Linked DNA regions of Homo sapiens: region 2 is linked to region 1. Evidence: chromatin contacts called from ENCODE Hi-C or POLR2A ChIA-PET data. All regions are on one chromosome and are shown on one strand. The core of a region is the stretch at or near the end of the contact, and the rest is flanking DNA. Distances in the headings are between cores, read along the strand shown. Region 1 overlaps MSRB3 (methionine sulfoxide reductase B3). Region 2 overlaps MSRB3-AS1 (MSRB3 antisense RNA 1).

Evidence for each region. A loop is a pair of places that touch in the nucleus more often than their neighbours do. ChIA-PET counts read pairs that join two places held with the same protein, here RNA polymerase II (POLR2A). Pooled maps may share reads with other maps.
Region 2: a loop to region 1 is called in a map of endothelial cell of umbilical vein, with 5 times the contacts of the local background. The contact joins two enhancer-like sites. A Hi-C loop is called at or near these places in 5 of 168 maps with a recorded cell type or tissue (Calu3, HCT116, PC-3 and 2 more) and 3 of 50 pooled maps. POLR2A ChIA-PET finds 5 or more read pairs at or near these places in 6 of 52 experiments (AG04450, BJ, HCT116 and 3 more).

What each region holds. Positions count from the first base shown.
Region 1 is chr12:65,428,130-65,435,160 of GRCh38, forward strand. The region is part of intron 5 of MSRB3 (methionine sulfoxide reductase B3); the gene reads left to right. Among named protein-coding and RNA genes, the nearest start is that of MSRB3, 150 kb to the left of the region's middle. RefSeq lists an enhancer at 2,404-3,603. Within about 2 kb of position 3,542, at least 6 of the 41 ENCODE cell types and tissues checked have a DNase peak (open chromatin) inside an H3K27ac peak, as active enhancers do; they include HCT116, PC-3 and endothelial cell of umbilical vein, where a contact is called at or near this core.
Region 2 is chr12:65,530,071-65,537,101 of GRCh38, forward strand. The region is part of intron 2 of MSRB3-AS1 (MSRB3 antisense RNA 1); the gene reads right to left. Among named protein-coding and RNA genes, the nearest start is that of LINC02454, 69 kb to the right of the region's middle. RefSeq lists an enhancer at 6,211-7,031. Within about 2 kb of position 2,906, at least 5 of the 41 ENCODE cell types and tissues checked have a DNase peak (open chromatin) inside an H3K27ac peak, as active enhancers do; they include HCT116, PC-3 and endothelial cell of umbilical vein, where a contact is called at or near this core.

The DNA of each region.
Region 1 (7,031 bases), core at 2,292-4,791:
ATGGTTTGTTATTTCAGTGGCAAAAGATATTGTTGTCATCTGCAGAGCAGGCTGCTGAGGACCATGGTGGTTTTCACCACATGGCTGATTCAGACAACCTCTGCTATTCTTCTTTGTTCTGGGCAATATCCTGGCATCTCAGGTATACTGATCTTACCAGTTATTTATTTTCTGTGTGTATATTTTTTTTTTGCTCCACTGTATTGTTGCAAAATCTTAAATAGGATCTTGGGGACTCTCTGGGGTTATTTTGTTTGGAGATAGCTGTCTATGTTTATTTTGGGGGTGCTAAAGGGAGAAAGCTGATATCTCCTACTCTGCCATTGTGGTTACATCCCTATTATTCATTTATTCTTTTAAACACCAATTCAACACTTGCTCTAATGGACTGGGCATTGAGTATATATGGTACAGCATAGACTCAGGCCCTTCCTTAATTAAGTGAGTTTTTAAAATAAGTTTACAAACAGGAGTACGACATTATTGGCACTAGCAAATCTAATCATGTAACCCCTCTGCCCAGAGTTTTTCCAAGGGCTTCTAATTGACTATGGGATGAAATATCCCTCCCTTTGCATGCAATCAAAGGCTTTCATGACCTAGACCTTTCTCTGTCTATGTTCAATTTCTCTACTTCCCACCCCCATCTTTAGCAATTGGTATTTTAGAAAACGCTAAACTAATTCCCCAGAATGCATTGTGCTGTTATTGTTGTTTCGTGCCCCTACATATGGGGTGTCCTCCCTTGGAATATCCTTTTTTTCCCCATAAGATAGACATGGGGTTTCTTTCTACTAGAATTATATGCCCCTTGTAAAACAGCTCTCTTATGATTACTTACCAGTCTCTATTGTCTTTATAATTTTTTTGAGGGTGGGACTGTATGGTTGCCTCTTGTTTTACCCTTGGCCTCTAGTATAGTTTTAAACACATCCATTAAGTCAATATCTACTGCCTTAGGGACAGGAGATACAGTGGCAAACAGACAGGGCTCCTGCTATTAAGGAGTTACTAAACAAGGAAACAAATAAATGGGATGATATTTGATAGGAGCTATGCAGGAAATAGAAAGGATCTATTTAACCCTTTGATATTGTTGATCCCATGATAGGGAATGATGGTGGTAGGTGGAGGGAGACGCTCATTTAAATAGGCATTTCAGGGAAAGCCTACTGAGGAGGTGATATCTGAGCCAAGGTCGAAAGTATGAGAATACAACCACACAAAGAGCTTGGGGGAGTGTTCAAAGCAGAAGAGAAAGCAAGTATTTGATATGTTACGGCAACCAAGAGAAGACCAGTGTGGTTGAAGCACAAGGGGAAGAGTGGTTTGAGATGTGTTTGGAGAGGTAGGCAGGAGTTGGATCATGCAGGTTTTTGTCCACCTTCAAATATTTCTTGAACTGAATGTGTCAAGCCTGAAATCAAATTCTGCATATTTTGTCCTTATCCTCCAGCATATCCTTAGGCTTCATTTCTCTCCAGCCATGTTCCCACTGGGCCCACTGCAATAAGAGTAAGAGTGTCATACATTTCTCTCCAGTTTTATTAGTGGGATTTTACCAGATCTGGAAATATTAAAGGAAGGAAATTGTTTTCAGTGTTTGGTCTTATGAGTAGGCCTTTAACAACAGCTATATCATAATGAATTCAGGATGATGTGAATGATGATTGCAGAGGAACTGGATATGCACAGTTCATACAGACCTCTAAGTAAAGCTTAGAGCTTGTTTCATTTGCTTCTGGTTTTTATCTCAGTATGATCCAGCAACCTAAAATAATGAAAGAAGAGCTCCATTTCCAGTGACCAGTTCAGTCCCTGCACTAGCAGAAAGTTAGTGTAGAATCCAATGCAAAGATCACATGTAAATTCTAGAAATTTTACTACATTTTTTTTTCAGAGATGACAATTGAATTGCCTGCTTTCCTTCCTTCCTTCTTTCTTTGTTCCTTCCTTCCTTCTTTCCTGAGCACTGAAGGATGTAAGTGCTGGTTTGAAGAATCTAAAAGGCTTCAGGGTAACAGTGAAGTGGACGACACATTCTTCTTCCAGCTGCTGCTGTTCACAACACTTCTGACAGTTAAAATACATCACACATTCTCTTGTCCTTTTAATGTAAACATTTACTGTTTTAAGTGGACTATAGAATCAAACCAAAATAGAAGGATGCAGACTGATATTTCAGAGGTGAAGCTAAGCACTAGACTAAATTAAATAAGAGTAATTTGCAATCTAACACATAGTTATAATACATATTGTACATTATACTCTGTTTGTCCCTGGGAAAGATTAAACAGAGGGCTTTCATTGCTTGCTGTATTTTTACAGCCTGTTACTAGAAAAGAATTTCATATAGAACAGGCAAAATTTTGAATTGGAATTAAGTTAAAAATAAATGGAAAAAGTAGTAAGGTCAGGGTAGCCTCCTTGGTGTTGATTTTCTCCTATGCTTAAGCATCATCTGAAAGTCAAGAAAATGATCGCATCTCTAGTTTTTGTTGTTTGTTAATTTCCTCAGGAAAAACTTGACCTCCTTCTTTCTTATTACGTTGGCATCTGTCTTAAGCCTTTGCCTTCAATTCTTATAGCTTCTTTCAAATTGTATTAAATTTGAAGACTAAGAACCTTCAAAATGACTCACATTTGAATCCTGGACCTACTCCTAAGCTGACCTGTTCTAGTTTTTAAAAATGGATGTGAAATTTTGCTTAGAATCCTAGAAGTTAAAAATGTGACATCCTACAGAATGCCACTTCATACAGGCAAGTCTGGTGCCCTTAAAGTTAGTTTTACCCTGAGAGGAAAACTTAGAAATGAATACAAGTTCAAGTTTGCTCAATTTCTTGTTTTGCTTAAAATTTGCCTACATAACACATAAATTCATCAAACTCCTTTCCTAGTGACAATACTTCATTAGATTACTTTAGTGAGTATTCAGGAGATTTTCATCTTATGAGTCATAAAATTCTTTTATTCCCCAAAGAATTTCTGGTGTCTGATTGGAATTTCACGTCTTTGTAGTTTTAGCTGGACTCTTTGAAGCAGTTACTTCCTAAATGACTGTATTCCTGAGGCCTGCATGTAATACCTGGGGAGCTGGGTCACAGGTTGACTCCTGTTTTTCAAGAAAATTGAAAAATCAATCTCTTTCATTGCTTTAGTCTTAGTAATTTTATTCAGAAATTTTCTTAAACTTTTTAACCTCCTCCTGTCATGACAGAGAGGTTTTCACTTGCTGCCTATACAGTTTCCAGCATTAATTTTTTTGTGCCTACTTAGGCCCGTTTCTGTCTATTTCTGTGAATACATCCCAGCGATTTAATGTTAGTATGTTTCTTGCCTTTCCTGTCAGGTTTTCATCACTCGTTTGGTATAAAGGAAAAGGGGATAGAATTACAAATATACTGGACCATGTAGCTATCGATGAGAAATGTCTTCAGATATCCTTTTACTTTTTTCTTCTTCTTCTTTTTTTAAAGTTCTTTTTGAAGGAGGTGAAAGTCAGGTTATAGTGGAAAGCCAGAACCATTGTGTGTTCCTATTTGAAAAATCCTGGGAAGTGAACATGATACTTTTTGACATGCGAGTTTCAGAAATTCTTAGTGATTATTATAATACACACTCCGCTTATGTGCAGAGCTTCATCTGCATGCACAAGTCTTTGTGTGTTTTAAAAGATAATGCCTAACTCTTCTGTTTATAAATGGCAGTAGCTGAGTATGCACAGAAGAGACTGAAGTCTAAGTCTGGATGTGCTATTTGGCTACATTCAAACAGCATGGGACAAACACAAAATGTAAGGCTAGTAGAATATTGACACTAACAAATTATTCGGAAGTTGGTTATTAGGAAATCTTTCACTGGACTTCAGTATCTTTGGTTTCTTTAAGAACAAATCTAAAATTTTACCCCAAAAGCTAGGTAGTTATATATTATTTGTATTATGGCTCCTTCAACACATAACTTTTTTAAACTTTTAAATCAATAAAAGAAGGGATTCTGTCTATAAAACACAAAGGAATACACCAAGTTAATGTTTTAGTTGATTAGTATATTATTTTGAGAGTAGAAAAAAATCAATGCAAAATTACTTGCTATTCACATATATGCAGAAAATGTAAGTCCTTGGAATGTAGCACACATTATCATTACATAATCTATATCCATATGCTGTTTATAACAAGCTGAAATGTTATACCCTTGAGAAAAGAACCAGATTCTGGCACAGGACTGTTTTGTGGCAAGGAAAGATGAATGGATTCCAAAATTTTAAAAGGGGGGAAAAGCTTGATGGTTCCACAAAAAATAAGAGTTGAAATGGGGATTTAGAGATATATATGTTAACACAAGCTGACAATTAAAGCAATTAATTTCCTTCTTTATCTATATCCCCTCCTAGCTCTTCTAATCCTGACTAAGGTAAATGGATTGACTCACCTTTTTAGCAGATGAAGATAGGAACAAAGATATCTGGCATTACAGCCTGTCTCCCCATCCCCCGCCATCCCCATTTGTAGCTTTTTTTTTTACAGATGTTTTTTTCCATTAGTTAGAATAGTTAGTTCTTAAAGCAGTTAGAGACAGATCTGTACCAGTCAGAGAAGCAGTGGTTCAAGCCTGTTGGCTTAATTGCTTTGAGTATGTTGCTAATGATGCTGGGGCCACATGTTAGATAGCCAATGTGAGCGTTTTTATGCAGTGGAAAAGGTCTTTCTCCAGACAAATATTGTACCTCTAATCCTTTTATGAGTAAATCTGAGATAAAGGGATTTGTGAATTTGTCAGTGACTCATTAAAAATATATTCTGAGTCCCTTAGGATAGCTATTATTAAAAAACAACAAAATAATAAGTGTTGGAGAGGATGTAGAAAAATTGGAATCTTATACTAGTGGGAATGTAAAATGGTACACTTAATGTGAAAACAATATGTCAGTTCCTCAAAAAATTAAACATAGAATTACCATATAATCCAGCAATTCCACTTGTAGTTATATATCCAAAAGAATTGAAAGCAGAGACTCAAACAAGTATTTTTTCTCCAGTGTTTATAGCAGCATTATTCATAGTAGCCAAAAGGTATTTTTTTCCTTGACTCTTTTCATTTTAGTTTCTTCTGTTACAAATTTATCTTTCTTTAAAATTTCTTATGGAGTCATATTCTGTTAAAATTTTCTTTAGAGTGTGAAGTATTTGTGGTTTGATTTCTTTTCTGTTTTCTGGGATAAAACTTCCAGAAAAAAACTTCATCTTTTTTCTCCAAGTTCCTCTTAGAATTAAAAAAAAATTTTTTTAATTGTCCATGGTATTCAGTGCAACCACAATTTTCTAATGTCAAATTTCAGTAGTTCTTCTGGTCTCAGTCTTCTGCAGTACCTCACACCATCATGCACAGAATGGTGTGAGGGAGATACTTTACACCATGGCCCACAGACCTGGGAATTATCACTCTGGCCTTTCTGAATTTCATCACCCTCCTGCTTCACTGTGATGGTCTTTCTCCAAGGTTGTTGTATGATATTGATAGCTTTCCTAGCTTTCAGGACTGAGAAAATATTTGTCTTTTCAAAAATTCATTTTGTTTCATTTAGTTTCTGCTTAGGGAAATCTTTAAGTCTCTACACTGCTCCCTTCCCCAGGGTTGCTATTTGGGTTTATATTTTGCATGTCTCCAAGATTCTCTCTTAGCTTCCTATCCTGCAGCCCAATAAGAGACGACCCATTCCACTTGTATATCTCTGGTGCCTCACTAGATGTGGCAGTTCAGGTTTTCTGAACCACCTGATCTGCAGGGAGTACTTGATCTCTTCCTTTATTTTCAAAGATCTTGGCATATTCTTTTGAAATCCTCAGTGGTGGAGAGTCTTTGCACTTTGAGGTGCTTACTTTTCTAAGTGTGAACAAATTACCCTTGCAGCAGTCTTTTCTGGAATCTTTTGGCTTAAGGGCTCCTCATTTAGTGTATGGGGTCCGTCCTTTCTCCATTTTTTCTTTTTTTGAAAATTAGACAAGTAGAATCTTACTGTCTGCTTTGTATCCACACCTAGGAGCTAGACCTACACATCTATGTCTACATTTCATTTCAAGTTCTTGACTCAACCCCCTAATTTCAGTCCAGCTCCTTTGGAATTGGCATTCCTCCTTTGATCCTTCTGCCCCAACTCTGGTGTCTGTCTCCTATAGGATTTGGCTGAGATCTGCCCGTCTACCTCTGTTCTAGAATATCCTTTAGATCACTTTGTCCACCCAGGGTGCAGGCAGTTTAATATCTAGTTGAGAAGATAAGTCTAACATGGTAAGACAACAGACAATAATATGAACTATCACCAAGTAAGTTTTATTGTATAATAGGTGTTGATAGGTGTCATAGCCATTCAGAAATAGTGAAGAATATTTATGGAAAGCTTCAGTGAACAGATGGGACTTGAAAAAGATATTAATAAGCGTTGGGACTTGGAGTTGTAAAAATTCCAGTCCAGTGAAGGAACATGAATGACGGAAGAAGGTGGGAAGGAGCTTGGCATATGGATGCAACAATGAAGATTTCCTCAAAATACTCTATTTTCCTTCCATTAATGAGATAGTAAATAGGAGGCTCTTAAAGATTGTTTCCATCTGGAGGTTACTATCATGTAAATTCCTTACATTTGTGTGGTGATTAGCTATTTTAAATGCACTGATATAATTATATCATTTGGTCTTTGTAACAGCTTTGTAAAATCACAGATGAGTAAATCACATCCTAAGTATCTTGCCAGAAATTTCATTGCTCATGCATAGTAGAGCCGGGATCGATTTAGGCAGTGAGAATCTTGTGTCTGGGAGACCAGTTAGATGTTATCTACACAGAAAATGGTGAGGCTCCAAGTTTTGATGGTGGCTGTGGAATGGAGAGGAAGGGATGGAAATTAGAGGTAGACTCCACGGCACTTAATGACTAAGTGGATATAGGAGTACCACATATGTGCTTTGAATATTGGTAACTGAAAGAGTTGTGATGCCATAATTAAGAGACAGGAACATATATGTAAG
Region 2 (7,031 bases), core at 1,656-4,155, 100 kb after region 1:
TCTCCACATGTTTTTCTAAGCCTTTTCTGCAATTTTCTGCTGCTTTTCTTCTGTTATTTCCATCTCTTTTTCTTCCTACTACTTGGTGGAACCACTGTCAGAAATGCGTTCCCCTCTGCTAGGTCTGTCACTGGGTACATGAGCAGTCTCTTACGATGCATTCCTGGAATCTTCTCTGTTGCACTTTGTGCTAAGTGAATGCCAGCAGTCAGCTAGAAACTTAAGTGAATGGCTTAGACTGTAATTCCTAGAGGTGGTGCCTGACATAAATCAAGGCAGATTTGCTAAATAACTTTTTTTTTGTTTTTTGAGATCGAGTCTCGTTCTGTCACCAGGCTGGAGTGAAGTGGCGTGGTCTCGGCTCACTGCAGCCTCTGCCTCCCGGATTCAAGCGATTCCCCTGCCTCAGCCTCCCAAGTAGCTGGGACTACAGGCACACACCACCGTGCCAGGCTAATTTTTTGTATTTTAGTAGAGACAGGGTTTCATCATGTTGACCAGGATGGTCTCAGTCTCCTGACCTTGTGATCCACCCACCTCAGCCTCCCAAAGTGCTGGGATTACAGGCATGAACCACCACACCTGGCTGCTAAATAAATTTTAAAGAAAAGGATGGTCCTTGGGCACATCTTTGGCACCTTTACACAAATGTGTTATTTTCAGAGGAAATGAACAAAAAGACATAGTACAGTGTTTGTTAATATTAATTCTAATAATTCTAATAGCAGCTAGGTATTCAGTAGCTATTAAAGATATATATATATATATATATATGGCTGGATGTGGTGGCTCACAATTGTAGTCCCAGCACTTTGAGGAGCCGAGGTGAGTGGATCACTTGGGGTCAGGAGTTTGAGACCAGTCTGACCAACATGGCAAAACCCTATCTCCACCAAAAATACAAAAATTAGCCAGCTGTGGTGACATGCGCCTGTAATCCCAGCTACTCGGGAGGCTGAGGCAGAAGAATCAGTTGAACCCAGGAGGCAGAGGTTGCAGTGAGCTGAGACCACACCACTGCACTCCAGCCTGGGCGACAGAGTGAGACTTTATCTCAAAAAATAAATAAATAAAAATTAAAAAATATATATACATATGTGTATAATTTCATTTCATATTCTTAATTTAATTCCACAGCAACCCAGCAAAGGAGGTTGTGTAATTAGCACCATTTACAAATGCAGAGAAAGGTTAAGGACCTTTCCAAGATCATAGACCTAGGAAGGTTGTATGGAGAAAGGACACTGAATAACCAAAGATGTTAAGACTTCTCAATCAAATGATGCAGAGCAAAAATTATGAAGTCAAAAGGGGCCTGAATGGCAGAAGAGTTTGAGGGTGAGGCCAGCCAGAAAAGATAGAAGGAATAGGGTAGGAGCTTAGGATGGGGCAGTTGGAAGCATGTAGAGCCCATACTCTTCAACTCCCTCCTACCCCATCTACCACCATATTGAGTCATCTTTGAAGATTGGTGACAACTGTGAAATGGGCCAGAATGAGCTGGTGGGCCACAGTGCCACCTAAGCATTCATGGATGGTATAGAGGGAAAAACCACCATAATTCTCTTGCACTGGGTGACTCCCAGTTCCTACTAGGCCTCTGGTTTCTCTTTCCTCTGAAATGCTAGCTCAGCCCCTTACCCTGGGTTAGCTCAGGCTTTCAGTTCAGCCCTCCCTGCTGAACCTTCTGGTGGGTCATACTGACTTGGCCCTCAACTCATGCCAGAGAGCTGGCCAGGGATCACTCTGTCCACCATCCTATACCAGCTGTTCCTGACCAGCTCTAGCCTCTTTTGAATCATCAAGAGGACCATTAGGTGAGCTTTGTGAGAGTATGAGGGAGTAGTGAGAGCTTCCTGTAAAAATTCAGTAAGAAAGACAGCCTGGATAAGCAAGAAAGAGCTGCCCTAGGAGTACAAGATGATGAGAAAGCCCACATAGGCAGCTTCTTGGTTCCCTAACCAAACAGCCACAGAGGTGGTAGGAGGGCTCAGGTCTCCCAACCTAGCCAGGGACATTTCCCCTATCAGCCTCATCTTGAGAAAAGTTCCTCTTATTTTGCATGGGCACCAAAATAGGAAAGCAAAGGCATTTGCATTTCAAAAATGCAATGTAAGGCAATTCTTAAACAAAAGAAATAAATTTCTATCAATAAAATTAAATTTCTGTCTGCTGGTCCGTTATTGCATCATGAGAAAATAGCTGGATGGATTGTCACTATGTGCAGAGACTATGTTTAGGATGACCTGAGTTACAGCTAGACTATGAAGCATGCACCAAATTCTTCAGGGAGAGGTCAGAAGTCATCCTCTAGAGAATTTGCAGGCCTTGATTTGCAATCAAGCTCTTTTCACAGCAGCAGTTCCATGTAGCTGCGTTCCATGGTGGATAGCCAGGGATTCATTTATTTAACTGCACCAATAAATCCTAAGCAATCCTTAGGGAAGCCACTCACAAATAGTAGAATGTTAGCCACTGGGTGAGGAGGCTGGAGCTGAGAGGGGCTTCCTAGTAGCCCCCAACCACAAAAAATGAGAAACTTTCCAGCTCATCCACTGCCTCAGACTCCTCTTTACTTCTTCTATGGCCATTGGGCTTCAGTGGAAAAACAAAACAAGAGTTGGATGCTTGCTAGACACCCCAACACAAGCCATTTAGGGGTAGGAGGAAGGGAGACTGGGAGAGGAATGTAGGACGTAGAGGTCACATGAAATTATGGCTGCTCCAAGGGGAACACAGTATTCAAGGCATCACGGGAAGTACAGGAGCACAGGCCCTCAGCCAGGATCCCTCTCCTCCCAGCCTCACGGACTCTGATCGGGCAGCCTGGGGGCTAACTGGTCTGCTGGGAGTTGGATAGTCAGTGAAAGCACTCTGCTCTCCTCCCCCAGCCTGCCTCTAGGTAAATGTGTGTATTTAACTAAACCACAACCACAAAGGCTCATGAAATTTTCCTGGAAGCCAATTAAAGCAAGGAGAGTCATAGTAGTAGATAGTATTAAGCCATGTACCAATTCTTTTTGGCTTACAAGTGCCGGAATTGCTTGTTTATACATTAAGAGCAAAAAAAAAAAAAAAAATAGACTGTAGTCTTTTCTCTTAATTGCTGTAATTATACTTGTGCCACCCACAAGAGAGGCCATTGATCTCATTTCTAAAGGGCAATTGTTGTAGCCTGGCTCTTCTGAGAGCTTTACAAAGTTTTTCTCATTTTCTGATTACCACTGGCGTATTGAGCTGCCAGTAGAAATGTATTTTCTCCCTGGTGCATTTCTCCCTCCTCCCCACACTCTCTCTCTCTCTCTCTCTCTTTCTCTCTCTCTCCCTCCCTCCTCCTGTCTCTGCTGCTGCTGGGTAGTTACCAGGAAGAGCTCACTTCCTCCTTCCTCAGGATCAAAAGGGATTGCAATTTCTGTGATCAATTGTGTGTGGTTAGACATTCTCAGAATATCCTGAATGTGGAAGTACTCAAAAGCCCATAATCTGGATAATAGTCGTCTGTGCTGGCCACATCCCTTAGGAAAGGCTCGAGAAACCTGGGTCAAAAAATTTACAAACTTTTTTGGCTCATTCGCATTGTGCGTTGAATTGGGCGAAGCATTTCCTTCGGGCTACCCGATACACAGCAATCTGAAGTATTATTGTGGCCTTCTACGCTTATCCTTGGAAGTCCTGCCTGAGTCCTTTCCCTGTGTAATCGTGAAGGAATGCTGTTCCAAAGACATGGGGTCAGAAGGGTGCAATAAATCAATCCAGATACACCCCTAATGAATGGCAAATTAAACAGCATTTGTTTTAAGTTCATAGGTCCTCTTGGAAGATGCCTTTTTAGTGCAAGCAAAATTCCTGGGTTGCAGGTATGAAAAGCTATGGGGGGTGGGGTGTGGAGGGCTCATAGTCTCTGGGTCGTTTTAGCCACCGTTTTTAAAAGTGCCAAAAATATCCCCAAAGTGAGTTTGCCCAGCTAACTCTGAATGTGCAGTGCTTTCTGCAGCCCTTACCCTAAGACAGAATTGTCTGATTGCTGTGGATTCTGGGGCGACCCAGACCCTTGCTCATTGGGTTTCCCCCTTGCTCATTCAGGTAGTGCTGCTGGGCTGGATAGGTGTTTTTGAGAACCCGCCATCCTCAAGGCTGCAAAGATTGAGCTAAAACAAATCTTCCAGTCACATACAATTCTAGCAGAATCACGGAGACATGGCCTGTGGCATTGAGAAGATTAAATTACCAAGCCCGCTGTGCCCCCTCCCCCAAGTAACTGGAATATACTTGTTAGAGCTGCATCAGAAAGAACAGAATAGCCTTTAGTCTTCCACAGCCCCTAAGCATTTTGGTAATAAATAATAAAAGGTATTTATTACATGTTACAGTGACATTGTGGAATTCAAATGCAGTTAACCATAACATTTTCTTCCTCAAATGTTAAAAAGAAAGAAAAAAGTATTAGGAGTGGGGAGGCAGGACAGCGGGAGCAGTGGCTTTAAAACCTGAGGAATGTGGTAAAGAGAGCCTTGTGTGTTTTTTATAGTCGTAGAATGGGGGTAGAAAGTGGGGAGAAAACATGGGCAGGAAGTCAGGGGATTAGGGCTGCAGGCCTGTCGGTGCCACTGTCTGGCTTTGCTACCTTGGTCAGAAGGACTACCCTTGCTCCATCGCAGCTTCGAAGTTATCATCAGATAAAAGGGTTGAGAGCCTTCCTGTTTTATCAGCTGTTTATTCAGTTCTCTCAAAAGACCTCTGCGTCAGGCTTCCCTGAAGTTCAGTGGTACACTCTTCTGAACCATGCTTCCTTTCAACCAAAAGGGGCCAGGCACAGTCTAGGTAATGGACAAGGGACGAAGAAACAGGCCCTGTGTTTCCCTTGCCTCAATTTACCGTGCTGTGGACTGGACAGAAAAGTCTTCCCTGGACTGACTCCCCACAGAGCTACAGGAAGCATCTGGCGGTAGAGGGTAGTGGCTAAAAGCATAAGCTCAGAGTCAAGTTTCGGCTTGGGTTCTAGCCCCGGTCACCTGTAACCATATCTTCTATTACACTGGGACCTTGAGCAAGTTGTTTAACTCTCTGAGCTACAGAGTCCTTATCTGGAAAATGGTGTATTGTATCTAAAAATGAATGACAGGACCTAGCATAGTCCTTGACACATACACTCTCAATTAATGGTAGCCAAAGAAATGAGCAATAATAAAAATGTTTCCTAGGCCTTAGTTTTATGCTAGTAACTACGGGTAAATGATGGCTGGGAGTAGGGAAGAAGAGTGCCTTATTTATATGTAGGAGCCTCTGGCAAGCGCACATGAGCTGTTCTGGGTGCTGGCTGGGGAGGTACCACAGCACATCTTAGGAGCCATGCCTGCATTTAAGGAAGGACTGCAAAGGCAAGAAGCAGGAATGAGAGACCTCTTGGAAAAAGATGTGGATTTTACATTCATTCATTCATTCATTCATTCATTCATTCATTCATCTAGCACTGAGGAGCTATTGCAGTTGTGGCTTTTGGTTACTTGTTCATGTGTCAGACCTTTGCTAGCAGGATTACAGAGATGAATGGCACCATCCTTGCCCTCAGAGAACTGACAGTCTAAAGTTCTAAAAGCAAACTGGCAGTGACAATAGAAGATGCTAAGTCTGAGGAAGGTAAGCACAGGGAACACGGGAGGTGGGGTGACTGTTCTGATTTGTCCAGGACTATCTTGATTTTAACACTAAAAGCCCACATTCCAGGAAGTCTTTCTGTCCCAAGCAAACAGACAGTTGGTCACCCTAGTGGGAAGAGTCAGAGGAGTGGCAGCACCTGAACTAATCTTGCCAAGTCAGAGAGGGCTTCTTGGCAGAAGGGATGGCCTACAAGGAAAGTAGGAATTAGCCAGGCAAGGATGTTGATGAATTGGAGGTGGAGTGGGTCTTAAGTAGAAAGAACCGCACATGCAAAAACCTAGAAGCAGGCAAGACCATGAGGAAGTGGGGAACCCTGGGGAGAGAAGGTGGAAGGCCTTTCTTTGCAGTGGACAGCCATTGCCCTCCAAATATGTTCCTCTTCTCCTTGATCTCTCCTCTGACTCATGTTGATTGAGAATGTAGATCGGCAAAACTGTGGGAGATGCTGTCTAGGCAACTCTCACATTAGAAGGGAGAAAAGAAGATGAATTTTTCCCAAGGTCCCTTTCAAGTCTTTGATTCTAAACCAAGAATACACCCCATCAGGCCATCCACAAGGGAGGTGTTCACTCTGTGTATAAGATAAATAGCCTACACCTTCCCTATGTATGTCAGCTGCCTTGAAGAGTGACACAAGTCATCACACAGTTGATTTGGCAGCAATGATATGTCCATCATAAATGCACCAGCATGGATGTGTTTGCTGGGCCACCACCAGCTGGCTGAGCCACCGTGGAGATGAAAGTTTAATTATTTTGTTTTTCTAAGTAAAAAAAAACCCTTTCCTGGTGAGGCATCACACCCTTTCCATTGCTCATGAAGACCTAGAGAACTAGCTGGAGTTCGTTTTTTCCCCATTATTCCCTAAATGTTGCTGTAAAGAATGCTCTCTGACGTGACTTGTTTCTGTATTTTACAGAGCCTATTCTGTTAATATGAACAGTATTAAGTCAAGAGGGTACCTGTTTTGCTTTTCAGCACTTCTTTCCCAATGTGAATCACTTTGGGAAAGGTGATTTCTAGATTGTTAATCCTTTAGGTATGTGTTTCATCCTCTAATATCAGGCTGGCATAGACACACTGGGAAAAAAATGAAAATAAAAACTTAATGTCTTTTCTATAGCCTGTCCCAGAGAAGAAAAGAACGCAGGGAGGAAGGAGTCTTGACATCACTTAATAAAGCTTTATGAGTAACTCCTTTACTACCCTAGATAACATTGCTAATGCATATTGCTCAATGAAAGAAAATGTCCCAGGCTATGCTTTACAACAGGCAGAAAACTTTGAGCTGTCTTGCCAATGCTTTATACTAAGTGCCAAATCCTTATTTCTTTCTTAGGCATTTATTGTAATAACATGAATCATGATGCATC